Linked DNA regions of Homo sapiens: region 1 is linked to region 2. A link is a loop called in an ENCODE intact Hi-C map of the cell type or tissue named here. Cell type or tissue: gastrocnemius medialis. All regions are shown on one strand. Each heading gives the region's core, and the rest is flanking DNA. Links, peaks and the distances in the headings are about the cores only. Region 1 overlaps RBFOX1 (RNA binding fox-1 homolog 1). Region 2 overlaps RBFOX1 (RNA binding fox-1 homolog 1).

The links. Hi-C counts contacts between places; a loop is a spot of excess contacts. Peaks named below come from ENCODE experiments on the same cell type or tissue, not always from the same donor. Only the 100,000 strongest peaks of a DNase experiment are listed, where the experiment ranks them.
Region 1: a loop joins it to region 2, with 4 times the contacts of the local background. A loop is called at or near these places in 1 of 110 quality-filtered maps.

Annotation. Positions count from the first base shown.
Region 1 is chr16:7,448,408-7,451,227 of GRCh38, forward strand. All of the region lies in intron 4 of RBFOX1 (RNA binding fox-1 homolog 1), which reads left to right. Among named protein-coding and RNA genes, the nearest start is that of LINC02152, 850 kb to the right of the region's middle. In gastrocnemius medialis, for the core only: no CTCF peak of the experiment used is centred there; DNase peaks (open chromatin) are centred at 1,084 and 1,604; H3K27ac peaks cover 2,500 bases.
Region 2 is chr16:7,325,012-7,327,831 of GRCh38, forward strand. All of the region lies in intron 4 of RBFOX1 (RNA binding fox-1 homolog 1), which reads left to right. Among named protein-coding and RNA genes, the nearest start is that of LINC02152, 970 kb to the right of the region's middle. In gastrocnemius medialis, for the core only: no CTCF peak of the experiment used is centred there; a DNase peak (open chromatin) is centred at 1,070; H3K27ac peaks cover 2,305 bases.

The sequences.
Region 1 (2,820 bases), core at 287-2,786, 120 kb after region 2:
AAGGCAAAGGAGGTGCAAAGACACGTTTTACATGGCGGCAGGCAAGAGAGTGTATGCAGGGCAGCTTCCCTTAATAAAACCATCAGCTCTCATAAGACTAACTGACTATGGTGAGAACAGCATGGGGAAGACCCACCTCTATGATTCAGTTACCTCCAACCGGGTCCCTCCCATGACACATGGGAATTATGGGAGCTACAATTTAAGACGAGATTTGGCTGGGGGCACAGCATAACTGTAGCAAAGGATTTGTTCTTTGTTTCTCTCCTGGCTCCTGGTGGCTCCCCAGCAATCCTGGGTGATCCTTAGCTTGTGGCTGCATTACTCCAATCTCTGCCTGCATTGTCACACATACATTTTCCTTCTATGTTTGTCTGTCTTCACCTAATCTTCTTGTAAGGGCACCAGCCATTGGATTTAGGGCCCACTTTAATCCGGTATAATCTCATCTTAACTAAATACATCTGCAACAAATAAGGTCATATTCCAGTGTTCTTGGTAGACATTTTTCTTTCCCCTGTTTTTTTTTTTTTTTTTTTGAGATGGAGTTTTGCTCTTGTTGCCCAGGCTGGAGTGCAATGGCGCGATATCGGCTCACCACAACCTCCACCTCCCGGGTTCAAACGATTTTTCTGCGTCAGTCTCCGGAGTAGCTGGGATTACAGGCATGCACCAGCATGCCCGGCTAACTTTGTATTTTTAGTAGAGACGGGGTTTCTCCATGTTGGTCAGGCTGGTCTCGAACTCCCGACTTCAGGTGATCCACCTGCCCTAGCCTCCCAAAGTGCTGGGATTACAGGCGTGAGCCACCATGCCCAGCCTGACATTTTTCAAATAAGGTCATATTCTAAAGTTCTAGGTGGACATTTTTAAAATAATGTCTCATTACAAAGTCCTAGGTGGACATCTTTTTTGGCAGGGGGACACTCTTCAACCCACCATGCCAAGTGAAAGTAGTCAGTGGGGGAGAATGGCAGTGAAAATAGATGGATGAATTCAGAATGAATAGAAAACTTGAAGAGGTTTGGCAGGAGTGAGCCCTGCTTAGTTATCATCCAGGTTTCACTAACGCGCCCCTTGCCAACATGCAGTAGCTCTGAGTCATGATCTATCATATTGCCCTGTTTTGTAATTTTGCATTGTTTGTTTACTTGTTTAGGACCATCTCTTTAACCTCGTTAGACTTGAAATCTCTACTCAATTCAAGCCTGCACATCCCCAGTGCCTGAAACCATGGCTGTTACATAGTAGGTCTTGGTGATAATTTGTCAGTTGGATAATTTTAGCTGGAGAAAAAGAAACATGTATGTGTGTGTGTGTGTGGGGGGGGGGGGTTGTTTTGTTTTGTTTTTGTTTTTGTTTTTTTCACCCATCCTGCAGAAAACACTGCTTCTGTGACATAAAGAGAACACCTTCACAGGGTAAAGTGTTCTTCCCATGAGGTCTAAGAGGAGTCTCAAATGCGAGGGGCTTGAAGACATTTGTGAAGGGACACTATGAAACATATGAGAGCAGTGAGAAGTGGAGAGTTGTCTCTCTGACTGCAGTAGAAGGATGGCGAAACATCAGGGAGGGAGAAGGGCACTCCGGGCCAGTATTCAGGAGGAGAGCCTTGTGGCAGCTTTTCTGGGTGTGGATTTCAGAGCCTGTCATCATAGAAAGAAAAGAAGGAACTCAATCTAAAGTATAAATAAAAGGAGAGACTTGGCCGAATGCGGTGGCTCATGCCTGTAATTCCAGCACTTCGGGAGATGGAGGTGGGTGGATCACAAGGTCAGGGGATCGAGATCATCCTGGCCAATGTGGTGAAACCCCATCTGTAATAAAAATACAAAAATTAGCTGGGCATGGTGACATACGCCTGTAATCCCAGCTACTTGGGAGGCTGAGGCAGGAGAATTGCCTGAACCAGGGAGTCGGAGGTTGCAGTGAGCCGCAATCGCGCCATTGCACTCCAGCCTGGCGACAGAGCAAGACTCTGTCTCAAAAAAAAAAAAAAAAAAAAAAGGAGAAACTTACAGAAAGCAAGTTCAAAAAGGAGGGACTGTGGATGATAAATTCTATACCACTGTGAATGTTAACTCGTAAGGATTTGAAGATAACGGCCCCCGACTCCCACTTAGGTTACAGATGAAGATACTATGGCCCAGGGATGCTGCGTGAGTGTCTTAAGGAGGAAAAGAGCGTTAATGTGACATCTGGGATTCCAGGCTCCTTTCCAGACCTCTCCCCTTTTTCACTTTTCCGCCTGATTTAAAGTGAAAAGAAGGGTGTTGGCATCTATTAATCACCTACTGGGCGCCAGGCATGGATGCTAATGGTTAGGTCTTCAGGTTGCTGAGTGGGTGTTGAGGAGGAGGAACCAGTGACCCCAGTAGACATTGAAGAGGCTCAATGACAGCAGGAGGATTCAGGGGTCTGGTGGGGTGGATGGCATGCGACGGGCCCAGCATCAGCAGTGAGAGGGTAGGAGAATGGTGAGTTTCAGGGCATGCATCCACAGCGTAGGTTGGTAACTAAAAGGCCAGCCCAGGAAGAGGCCTCTGCACATGAAACATAGAAGTGGCTGCCTCCTTCAATCACTGTTCTGATTAGATAAGACCTGGGCTTCGCTTCTGAGTGGTAAACTCAGAGGCAGCTGGGAGTCCCTGAGTGACAAGGAGGAGACTGGCATGCCAGGTAGGGCAGGCTGAGGGTTAAGGCTCTGGAGGGAGAAGAATCGTACTCAGAAAACATCCAGCTTTCTGGGGGATGAGGTTGTGCAGTCTGGGTGAGGGACATCGGATTTCTATGGAGGCTTTTTGGATGGGACCTGATATA
Region 2 (2,820 bases), core at 37-2,536:
GTAAGCTCTTCAACAAGAAGGCACTTCACAAGTTGCATTTGTTAGCACGCTTTCATTTGAGCAATTAGCGGTTGAAGGGAGGAAGAGTTTTGATATCCCTGGCTTGATCCTCCAACCAGCTGCTAATTCTGTTGTCACTATGACAACTATCAACAGCCATTTACTGAGTGTTTGCTATGAGCCTCTGAGCTAAACACTGCAGTATACTGTACTTATTTAAATCTCTGGACCACTCCATGTGTTATGGCTACTCGTGATATTCTTATTTCGCAGATAATAAATCTGAGGCACAGAGAGGTTAAGTGATGTGCACGGGAACACACAGCTGATAACTGGTAGGAACTGGGCTTTTAATGTGGTCTATGTGGTTTAATGTGAGCTCTTAACTACTATACTATGGTGCTTGCAACAAGGGAGCCAGGCATGGTAAGAAGTTGCCAGGAGGTGAGAGAATGTAATGCCACAAGAATAACATATGCTTAGTACATACTTGTCATTCTCATAAGAACTTCCCATGGAACGGCTCATTTGCATACACTAACTGAAAGCAGTCTCTAAGTGGGGAGATGTGACTTCTCTTCTCCGGGTGTCTTTTTTTGCTAGATTAGTCCTCCACTGAGATTTCCAATGGGGGTGGTTGTAATCTGGAGAGAGGTTGGTTGATGGTCTGGTGTATCCTGTCCACAGTCTATGGAAGCTTTTCCTATATTCCCATCTTGATAATTTGATGCGGTTGTGACTTGGGTGTCACATTGACAACCCTTTTGTAGCCATCCTCTCCTTCACTGGGAATTCATTTGTTAGTCCTTGGTATTCTAAATATTATGTAGCATCTCAGGGAATTTTTCTTGCGGTCCATGCTAGGTAATGCTTTTCCATGTTCTCTTCTCACCTACGCTGGATGGAGTTTGAGTGCATGTCTGGCAGTGAGTGTCATTTCTCAGTTCTGGTTCAAGCTGATACCCTAGTGTCATCATTCTTGATGACTCAGCAGGTATTACAGGCATGTAGGGAAACCTGACTCTTGGTAACTGACCAGGCACACATTCTGTTGTTTAACCTTGGACAAGTCACTTGGACTCCCTGCGCCTCTGTCTCATCCCACAGGTAACAGATCATTCTCAAATACTTATTGAGCAACTACTCTGTGCCCAGTCCTGGGTGAATGGCAGGCAAACACAGGGATTGAGGAGGTGGTGGAGGGGATAGAATGGAAGCACACCTGTGTGATAATGCCAGCTAGGCCTTTACCATCCCAGGGCAAATCACTGCTGATGTTTCAGAATCTCAGCCCCATAGATCACGAGTGCTGGGATTGGAGCAGGAGGTAGTGCTGGGAAGACCTGGCATATGACTGCTTGTGGAAGGATGGGATGTATATATAAGCAGTTTTACTGGGGGGATAATAGAATGGAAGCTCGAACAGCAACATCTGTATGGGGTGTTGGTGGGGCACTGAAGACAGACAGAGCTGCCATGATGAGCAGAGAGATGAAAAAACAATTTTGAATGGGTGCATTGAAAACATTCTGAAGAATGAATTAAAATTAACTAGCACTTTCTGGATGCCTTCCAAGCACCAGGAACACCCACCTTCAGCATGTCATTTCACTGCTGTAATGCATTTATGAGAGGGTACAGGTGTTTTGTACCATCTTAGCCCTGATGGGAGTAGGGCTCAAGGATGAGTATATCGTCCTTAATCAGAAACATAAAAGGGCGACAGAGCCCAGATCCCCCAGATCCAAACCCAGCCTCTCCAACTTTGAAACGCAGGCTTTTCCTACTGTTGTGATGCCCTCAGGTCACTTGTGATGACCTTGGAAACATAGGTAGCTCTCAGTGGTCTGGGGGCCCCTGGCAGCCCCTCCACCTTCCTCACACTTTTTCAGTCAGTCATTTCTGGAAGGATTTGGGAAAACTTCATTTGCTAGTGGACATTTTAGTCATTGGGTGAGCAAGAAGAAATGGCATACTTCCTTATTTGAGCCAATCTGCCTTCTCAAAAGTGTGATCACTATTAAAAGAGTCATGATATGGTGTGGGCAGTCTCTGAACCAAACACAATGCTGAAATGACTTTCGGACAAAGGTGATGGTGCACTTAGTTCTGTCTTGGGTGGCAGGGACAACTTTGCAGAAGCTGTCATGGAACATTTGACTTAGGCCAACAAGATTGATCTAAAAGGAAGAAAGGAAGAGAGGAAGGAAGGGTATTTCTGCATAGCAGGCAAGTTTAAATGGAAAAGTGGATTCACAGAGGTATTTGGCAAAGATAATTTGCCAGTGTGGTTTGAAGAAAAGAGTGATCTGTAGAAAAACGGAAAATTTGTATCGGAGGATGAATTTGGACAGGGTAAAGTGAGGAATATTATGAAGGGCCTCAGATGCTGTAGGAAATTTTCCATTACCCACTTTTGTCTGGAAACAAAGTGAGTGATTGTGTGAGTAATTACATAATCTGCACAAATCTGTATTTTGAAATAAACATTGTCAATATCCAAAAGATAAGAAATGTGATGATAGGATCAGGGAAACACTCTGTTTTATGCATTTTGTTTTGTTCTGTTTTGATAGTCAACAAATGGCAACTGACAGCTTCTTTTTAGATAGCTTTTTAGAAAGCAAAGAATGGTTGGGTTGATCCTACAGTGAGCTCCTGACCTGTGGGAGAGGCAGCTTTTTCGCAGATATGATTATTGGTACAAAGAAATGTGGCTCAACATGCCTAGATCTTCCAGTGTTTCAAGAGATAGCATAAATCTAGATTTTATATGAGATGCCCCCATTAAACAATATTACCTTTTTTTTTTTACACTGT